Regions from separate parts of the Homo sapiens genome. Here region 2 is linked to region 1. Evidence: read pairs that join two places in POLR2A ChIA-PET (ENCODE). Cell type or tissue: PC-9. All regions are shown on one strand.

Region 1 (5,000 bases):
TTTTGAGCTGGATAATCCTTTGTGTGAAGGGCTGACCTGTGCGTTGTAGGATGTTTAATAGCATCCCTGATCTCTAGGTGCCAGCGACACTCACCTAGTCATGACAAGGAAAAATGTCTCCAGACATTGCCAAGTGTTTCCTCGGAGGCAAAAATTGCTCCTGCTTGAGAACCAATGCTTCTTATTTTTTTTTAAATTGGTTTAGTTTATTTTTACCACCAAGAAATTAAAATATATCCTTTTATTGCTTCCCTTCTCCCCTAGAGGATATATGAAAGCTATGCAAGAGAATATGAAAAAAAAAAAAAACAAAAACCCAGAGAAAATGCCTTAAAATTTTGTTTCTCTTCCTATGTCTTTTAAATTGTGTACTGGGTTGAACAGTGTCCCTCCCAAATTCTTGTCCACTCCAATTTGGAAACAGGGTCTTTGCAAATGTAATTAAGATGAGATCATATTGGATTAAAGTGGGCCCTGTATCCAATGACTGGTGTTTTTGAAAGAGGTGGGGACACTCAGAGACAGACACAGAGGAAAGAAGCTCAAGTGAAGACACAGGCAGAGATTGGAGTGACAAATCTACAAGCCAAGGAATGCCAAGGATAGCCAGGAGCCACCGGAAGCTAAGAGGGAAGGAAGGCTCCTCCCCTAGAGGTTTCCCAGGGAGCATGGCGTGTGGCACATGGTGTGTGGCACCAGCCTCCATAACTGTGAGAGAGTACACTCTTGTTTTAAGCCACCCAGTTAACGGTAATTTTTAGTAATTGCAGCCCTAGGAAACTGATACGAATGGTAATTTTATAATTGCTTTTAGTTTTTTATTAACATGTGGGCTTTCTGCTCAGACTCCCTGCTTTTCAGAACTGGTATCCACTTCCAGCCAAAGATTAGCCTTTGCCCCATGCTTCTCTACCACTGGAGTTACTTCAAACACCACCACCTAAATAAAGCTCAGTTCCCACTGCACCAACAAGCCACAGCCGAGAGTTCTGTGCAACAAATGCGTTTCTGAAGTTCCGGAAGCCTGGACATAGCAGTAATTCCAGGACAAGACAGTTGGACAGCCCGCGGGGGTGGGGGTCAGGAGGAATGGCTCCCCAGACTCCTGAACAGAGGATGGTGACCCAATCAGGGAACACGTCTCAACCCAACATTGAAAGGACAAAGGTGAGGCTTTTGGTTAGAGTCCAGAGAAAAATATTGGGAGTCCAGTCCATGGATAATGGGTATAGGAACAAAAGGGAGGAGGAATTGGGGGAACGGGGGAGGGAAATGGGTTGGGAGGGCGGGAGGAAGGAGGATGGGAGGAGAAGCTGGACAGCTGAATCCTTTCAAGGCAAGAGCAAAACTATCTTAATTTACCATAGGCAAAAACAAAAAAGTAAGATTATGCAACATCTTTAATGACAGTGTTTCTGTCACTCACCCTGATAATAGTAATTATGTCTATTATGCAGATATGGTGGTGGGGGTGCTGTCCCGGAGCCACACACCCTGAGGGGATTGATGGGGGAGGTTTAGCGTCCCCACATAGAGCCTGGGAGGTCTGGACGTTCTCATTTATAATCCTACAAATACAGTTTCTTATAAAATAAACTCCCCAAATGAGCCAAAAGGGGTAGACATTTTCTCCTCTTGAAGCTGCATCCTCAATTTATCCTATGTTTGTTTTTCTGACGTTAGAGGGGGCTAGGTGTTTGCCTGGCTTGATCTTTAGCCAAAACAAATGATTCGCACACATGTGTTTGGAGGGGAAAGAAGTGAATGTATTCCTTGTCAAGAGAAAAACTCAGAAATTCATCTAAATCTTAGATGAGGGATGAGGGTGTGGGGTGGAAGTGCCCAATTCCCAGGACAGCCAGAGAGCAAACAGTGCCTGCTGTTGGCGTCAGAAACTTTCACTTCATTCAGAAAACATTTAATCATCACGTAGTGTGTACCAGACACTGCTACAGGGGCTGTGGATATAAAAATAATTATTTAAAGGGGTATATGGTTTAGTAGGAAGATGAATAATTATAAATCATCATTCATTTATTCATCCAACCTTCAGATAGTTGAGTCTCTCCCATGTGCCAGAGTCTGTTCCAAATACTGAGAGTCCAAGGGTAAACAAAGCAGATGAAGGCCACACCCTCTCTGGATGTAATAGAGGAGGTATGGGTCGAGTGGATGGAGGATGCTTCATTCTGCCTGGAGGAGTCAGTGAAGCTTTCTTAGCACATCGCTAAAAGCTTGGAAGGCACAGAGGAGCCACTGCTGACTATTCTTTTAGCTGTGACTTTAGAATTTTTGCAAACTTTTTATATGACTGTTCTCACCATTGTACTTCCTGATAATCCTAAAGTGATCTGGCACTGGAAACACAGCATCTCATCTGTGTTGAGGAGGAAATTTTACTATGATGTTTTTTGTAATCCGTCTTCTCAGCCTACGTGCTTCTGCTATACAGACTCTAAGTCTAGCCACTCTCAAGGTGTCCGTTCTTGGGCTGAGCACAGCGGCTCACACCTGTAATCCCAGCACTTTAGAAGGCCAAGACGGGAGGATCACTTGAGGCCAGGGGTTTGAGATCAGCCTGGGCAATATAGTGAGACCCCCTGCCTCTACAAAATACTTTAAAAAATTAGCTGGGCGTGTTGGCACACACCTGTAGTCCCAGCTATTTGGGAGGCTGAGGTGTGAGGATCACTTGAGCCCAGGAGTTTGCTATGATTCCACCACTGCAGTCCAGCCTGGGTAATAGAGCTGTCCCAAAAATAAATAAATAAATAAAAACCAAAAAAAACCCACACCCCAAGCCAAAACAAAAACCAATGTCCACTTCCCACTGCTTACTCATGATCCCTGAGCTCCACACCCTCTGTCTACCTGCAGGCGGGATGACTCCCAGCCACCTTGCCCAGCCAGGAGCTATGCGACATTCCAAAATCCTCTCCATTGCTTGCAACAGACTCCCTGTTACTGTGACCAGGACAGAAACCTGTGCTTACCTAGCTTGACCTTTGTATTTGCACAGGACTTGAGGAGCCGGGGGAGGAAGTGGGTGGCTTCTCAGATCCACTGGGCCATAGTCCCACATGGAGTTTGTGGCCAGGCAGCAGGAGGTGGGAAGGGACATGGCCTATGGTGGAGGCAGAAAGAGGGGGAGACTCCTTTCTCTGGCTATTCCCCAGGGGTTTGTCCTCGAGTTCTCCAACCTTCTCTACCACAAAGCTTAGATAAGTTTCCGATTCTTAGGCTTTGAGGATCCATTAGAGGATTCAAAACAGAAACGACTGGACAGCAGCTGGCCTAGGGATCAGCGAGAGAGAGGGAGAGCGAGGGAGGGTGCCCACGCTACAAAGTCCTTCCTATCTCCAGAGGTCACTGGCTCCTGGCAGGAGGGACAGGCCTTTCTGCTTCAGGGCTCCCGTTTCTGACTGTGGTGTAGCTGTTTTCTGTCATGGCCTGCAGGCTTCGAGGCAGAAGGCTGGGGGCTGGCCTGTGAGTGCTCTGGGGTGTGAGAGATGCAGTGTCTGTCCCCACGTCTCTTGCTAAATGAAACATGCTCACCTAATACTCAGTGGTCGGCTCCTTCTGTGCCAGGGTTACACCCTAAACCCCATGGGGAGAGACTTCTGAGCCGGCTCTCTGTCCACCCTGTTCCTCGGCAGGGCCTCAAGGCATGCTTCACCTCCTGCCTCCTGTCCAGATCCCTGTCAATCCTGCAACGTAGACATCCGAGGGCCATCACTAATGCACCGGGTGTCCTCCTTCTGCCTGGGCATGCATTTTTAATTAATGTTTATATCAAGACTCAGGTGACACAGCCCTGCCCCCTTCTCTGTCCTCATGGAACTGAAGTCAACTATAAGCTGTTATTTTACTCAGAGAGCTCTCTCCAGCCACCTCCCGGTGAAGCAGCACTTGCTACTTATTTTAAACCTATTCTGAATATTTTAAAGATTTTTTAAATGGTTATGGAGTTAACTTTAGACTAGTGCCTTCATCAAATTGCTGGAAGAATTCTTGTAGATTGATAATTCCAGGCTGCTAGGTGTGATGGCTCCAGGCAATAATCCCAGCACTTTGGGAAGCCAAGGTGGGAGGATTGCTTGAGGCCAGGAGTTTGAGACCAGTGTGAGCAGCATAGTGAGACTTTTTCTCTACAAAAAATACAAAAATTAGCCAGGTGTGGTGGTATGAGCCAGTAGTCCCAGCTACTCAGGAGGCTGAGGCAGGAGGATCACTTGAGCCCAGGAGTTTGAGGCTGCAGTGAGCTTCAATCATACCACTGCACTCCAGCGTAGGCAACAGAGTGAGACCCTGTCTCTATGAGGAAAAAAAATTCCAGACTCCCAATTTTATAGTTGAACAAATGAGATCCAGAGATGTTAAGTCATTTTCTTGAGGTCACACAGCATGTCTGCAGCAGGACCAGAGTGAAAACCCAGGTCCTCTGAGTCCCAGGCATTTGCCCCTTCAGCATGCTATGATGCCTCTTAAGTGATAAATTTAAATCCTGTAATTCTAAATCAATGCATGAAACAAATCTTTAAAATGCCCAGATCTCCAAGAGAAATAGTGAAGTATGGTCATTCATGTGAGGGTGAGCAATAGTTATCATTACTGTCATTAGGTTCCTTTGTTATTTTAGACCTGTAGAGAGATAAAGAGATTTAAGTTCTTAAAGCATAATCCACATAGTTCAGAGAGAAGAATAAGAGAAAGTATAAAATAAAATCTCAAAGAAATGAGAACCTGGAACAGAAACCACAGTCATGGGAGCCTGGATGGGGAATACCACCAAAGGTGGAAATGCAGAGAGGCCCCAGGGTATATTGGAACTGGGCAAGGACCCTGGAGACCAAGACATCGATTTGAATCCCAGTTCGGGCATTTACTAACTGTAATTTTTTTTTTTTTTTGAGACAGGGTCTCACTCCGGTTGCCCAGGCTATTGTGCAGTGGTGCGATCTCGGCTCACTGCAGCCTTGACCTCCTGGGCTCAGCTGACC
Region 2 (5,000 bases), 980 kb before region 1:
GCTTAAACAACAAAAATGCCTTTCTCACAGTTCTGGAGGCTGGAAGTCCGAAATCAAGATGGTGGCAGGGTTGGTTTCTCCTGAGGCCTCTCCTTGGCTTGCAGATGGCTGCTTTCTCCCTGCATCCTCACATGGCCTGTTCTCTGGTGTTTCTTCCCACTACCCCACCCTGTCACCTCATTTAACCTTCTTCACCTCTTTAAAATCCCTGTCTCTGCCGGGTGCAGTGGCTCAAGCCTGTAATCCCAGCGCTTTGGGAGGCCGAGGCAGGCAGATCGTGAGGTCAGGAGTTCAAGACCAGCCTGGCCAATATGGTGAAACCCCATCTCTACTAAAAATAGAAAAATTAGCTGGGCATGGTGGCGCACATCTGTAGTCCCAGCTACTTGGAAGGCTGAGGCAGCAGAATCGCTTGAACCCAGGAAGTAGAGGTTGCAGTGAGCTGAGACTGTGACACTGCACTCCAGCCTGGGCGACAGAGTGAGACTCTGCCAAAAAAAAAAAAAAAAAAAAGCCCTGTCTCCAAATGCAATCACTTTGGGGGTGAGGGCTTTAACACATGAATTTTGGGAAGACACATTTCAGTCCATACGAGCCTCATCCAATAAGCTGAAGGTCTTAAGAGCAAAAACAGGTTTCCTAAGGAAGGAATTCTGCCTCAAGACTGAAACATGGAAATCCTGCCTGAGTTCCCAGCCTGTCTTACAAAGTTTAGACTTACCAGCCTCCATGATCATGTGAACCTCACTCTTTTTGTTTGTTTGTTTGTTTTTTGAGATGGAGTCTTGCTCTGTTGCCCAGGCTGGAGTGCAGTGGCATGATGTTGGCTTACTGTAACCTCTGCCTCTTGGGTTCAAGCAATTCTGCCTCAGCCTCCCGAGGAGCTGGGATTACAGGCACTCACCACCACGCCCAGCTAATTTTTGTATTTTTAGTAGAGACAGGGTTTCCCCATGTTGGCCAGGCTGGTCTCAAACTCCTGACCTCGTGATCCACCTGCCTCGGCCTCCCAAAGTGCTGGGATTACAAGCGTGAGCCACCGTGCCCAGCCAGAACCTCATTCTTTAAATCAAATCTCTTTATGTCTATCATATGTATATTTTATATGTGATATATACTTTATAGATATATTTTAAATATATATGGTATATATGTAATAGAATATCTATAACTATATCGTATTAGTTGTGTAGTTGAACATATATAGTTGGATTTTCTCTAGAGAACCGTGACTGATACACTTGGTAATTATCTTAGTTTTCTCTTTAAAGAACCCTGTGAGGGAAGAAGGGGAAATGTATTACCCCTTTTTTCCAGTTGAGGAAACAGTTTCAGTATGTCAAAATGACTTGGTGACTCTCAGAGGTTACAGAGCTCGAGAGGGCAGTGCCATGCACGCCTTTCTTCTGGCCTCTCACCTGGGGCTCTGTAGGTCATGCTGCCCAGAGGCTGAGGGCACCAGATCTGGGGAGTCAGGGCATGCTCCGTGAGTGGAGCCGGGTTGAAGAGAAAGTGGTGGGAATGTCAGTGAGAGTAGCTCATTGAATATACATTTTATTCAATAGGGACTGGCCTTTTGAAAGTGAGCCCCTTTTGGTAAAATGGAAACTCATTTTATTTCATTAGATAACACATTTTATCAGTCTTTGGTGGTCAGTGCTCCTTGCCACTTGATCTTGTCCATTGGCCTTATAAATGATCTCAACTGTGACTCTGGGCTACTGATTAAGTCTGCTAAACATTGGGGATTTTTTGCCTCTAGCAATGCTAAAGAAATCAAGTGTTTTGCTGGTAAGTGACTAATCCATCTGAATATATTAATTACTACATGAACTGCTAAAGCTTTTAGAACACTCTAAGAATATTTTAAGAATACCTTGGTAAAGAAACATCTTCCCCATGACTGTTCTTTTCATGGCCAGGAGAATGTCTCACACCAGAGGAAAACCTCTGTGTTAGACACATCGAAATAAGAACTCAAAAAATTAGAATTAAGTTAAGTGATCATTAAATGTTTGATGAATGAATAAATGAATGTTCTTTCACTGTGTTAGATATGAGTTCAAATTTCTTTTCAAATAATCAATATGTCAGTATGTTTAATTCTTTTCCTTCTACTTTTAAACTTGACTTCCTCATAAAGCAACCTTTTTTGATTATCTGCTGTACCCTGACTCATTCCAATCACCTGCTCCACCCTGACTCATTCCGATTACCTGCTCCACTCCCGATTACCTGCTCCGCCCTGACTCATTCTCCATCCTGACTCATTCTCCACCCTGCATAACCATTTCTTTCCCGCCAAACCACTCACACCTGTCACTCTCTTTAAAGTAGCCAATCGGAATTAGTTTAACCTGTGCGATCTAACCTTAGCCAATAGGGGATCGACACAGCAGCAAGGGCCACGTGCGTCAGGGATAAGAACCCCTTTCCCTCCCTTGTCCAGGTGTGCACTCACCATTGCTCCATCTGTAAGGGCACACCCTTCTATAGAAGTAACTTGCCTTGCTGAGAATTAAAAAGAAAATTTTATATTCGAGTGCTATTTCTTTTGTGGCACCGAAACTTTATTTATAATAACTGGCTTCCCCTCCATCTTGGATTTTGTTTTAAATGAAGGGAAATAGTACCTTGGCTACATGTAGCCACCTTAGATCTTTCAGAGAAGTTAGACACATCGAAATAAGGACTCAAAACATTTCTCTCTTCTGATATAAGTACTAGTCGTTGTCTGTTGTTCTTGTTGACAGAACATTCCATCCAATAGCTTCAGAATACACATTCTTCTCAATAGCACATAGAACAGTCTCCAGAATAGTAATAGGTTAGACCACAAACCAAGTCTTAACAAATTTTAAAAAATAAAAATCATATCAAGTATCTTTTCTGACCACACTAGAATAAAACTAGAAATGAATAGCAAGAGGAACTTTGTATTTGTATAAGTACATGGAAATTAAGCAACCCAGTGACAAATCAGAGAGTTACAAGTGTGGATGGTGTATGTCCACAAACCCAACATGTCTCATGTATAACCAGAGAAAATCCTTCAAAGGCAGGCCAAGGAAATGAGGGAGAATGTTCATAGCAGCACTGTTTGTAAACCCCCAGTCTGGAGCACACTCCATGTTCATCACCCATAGAGTGACACAGACATCGTGGTGCAATTATGGGAAGGAACGCTGTGCCGCAGTGAAAATGAATAAACTCCAGCTGCACACATCAACAGAGATAGATCTCACAAACTACCATGAGCGGAAGAAGCAAATCTCAGAACAAGTTACATAGACCTCAAAGACAGGCCAAACAAAACTCTCTTTTTCCTGATGTATACATGGGTGGTAAAATCATAAAGAAATGCAGGGAATTATCATAAAAGTTAGGATGATGGCTGCCTCTGAGGGGATGGAGGCAAGGGAGGGAAGGAGAGTCCAGAGATGGCTTCTAAGGCACCAGCTCTGTTCTGGTTCTCAATCATAGCAGTAGGAATTCAGGTTCCTGCTTCTTTAGACTCTAAAATAGATAAATTGTATATATGCTGCTGGATGTTTATTTCACAATAAACATGAAGGTTAGGCTGGGTGCGGTGGCTCATGCCTGCAATCCCAGCACTTTGGGAGGCTGAGGCAGGAGGATCACTTAAAGTCAAGAGTTTGAGACCAGCCTGGCCAATAAGGTGAAACCCTGTCTCTACTAAAAATACAAAAATTAGCTGGGTGTTGTGGTGTGCGACTATGCTCCCAGCTACTCAGGAGGCTGAGGCACGAGAATCACTTGAACCCAGGAGTGGGAGGTTGCAGTGAGCCGAGATTGCACCACTGCACTCCAGACTGGGTGACAGAACAGGTTCTGTCTCAAAAAAAAAACAAGAAGGTTAAAAAATAAACATAAATATATAGTATGTCTTACTCTAATACACACATTCATATATCTGTGTGTATGTGGATACACTAAAACAAAAATTTCACAAAGAAATGTATCTTTATTACGAGAAGTACACTCATATTTTAATCCTATTCTATTTGTTCCCATTTTTAAATGCCAGTTGTAAACTACTAAGCTGATTTCAGAATCCACTAATGGATTACGACGTATAATTTAAGAACACTGCTTTAGACTAATGATAAATACCACTATTCCTCCTTGCTTAGCTCAGAAAGGCGATTTGAAATATTTGGTAAAGCCCAATGTAGCAAGGGCAGCCCTTATTCTCAGAAGGGATTCACCTCTTTTGATCCGACATTTGCATTTCAACAGCTGAGCTTTTCCCCTGGGAAGCTCGTCCAGTAAGTGGTTGCTGGTTATTGTATTGCAGATTCAGATGCTCTTATCATCTTTTTCAAACAGTTGAAGAAGAAGAAAAAAAAAAGACCCTATGCAACAGTTTAGGGGCTGTGTTTCTGGGGTGGAATAACAGCATTGCCAAGAGACAAAGTATATCATCAGGAAATAAGCAACAGAAACTATTTGCAGAGGCAGCAGGAGTAAGAACTATAGCAGGCACACCCAAAAGACAAGGAATGCTGAGATGAAAATGGAGCTGGGATAGCGCATCCCATGAAGAGAACTTTGTTCAGTGCTGTCCTGCTGTGGTTGGCAAAATATGTCCAAGGTATGGCTTGTGGATGGAAGAGCTGCTTGCTGGCCGGATAACAGGGTGGCAATAGAAATAATCAATAGACAACGGGGGAACAATAGACAATCCTTCAGTGCCTAGATTACTCAGAACATTCCTCTCCAGTGATTCAGCTTTAGCTTTTTTTTTTTTAAAGCAATGTCTTGCTCTGTTGCCCAGGCTGGAATGCAGTGGCATGATCTTGGTTCACGACAACCTCAACCTCCTGGGATCAAGAATCTTCCTGCCCCAACCTTCCAAGTAGTTGGGACTATAGGCATGTGCCACCATGCTTGGCTTATGGGCTTTTTTTTTTGTCAGTTATGGAGTCTCAATTTTTTGCCCAGGCTGGTCTTGAACTCTTGGCCTCAAGAGATTCTCC

The links. ChIA-PET counts read pairs that join two places held together with the same protein. Peaks named below come from ENCODE experiments on the same cell type or tissue, not always from the same donor. Only the 100,000 strongest peaks of a DNase experiment are listed, where the experiment ranks them.
Region 2: POLR2A ChIA-PET joins it to region 1 with 5 read pairs; 1 of 35 experiments calls an interaction of 5 or more read pairs at or near these places.

Annotation. Positions count from the first base shown.
Region 1 is chr13:44,892,590-44,897,589 of GRCh38, reverse strand. It overlaps LOC105370187 (a long non-coding RNA gene), which reads left to right and starts at 825. Exons shown (of 4, transcript XR_941934.4): 1 at 825-1,167. In PC-9, no CTCF peak of the experiment used is centred here; a DNase peak (open chromatin) is centred at 2,939; H3K27ac peaks cover 1,243 bases.
Region 2 is chr13:45,873,418-45,878,417 of GRCh38, reverse strand. No RefSeq gene overlaps it. Among named protein-coding and RNA genes, the nearest start is that of SIAH3, 24 kb to the right of the region's middle. RefSeq lists an enhancer at 3,790-4,418. In PC-9, no CTCF peak of the experiment used is centred here; a DNase peak (open chromatin) is centred at 2,267.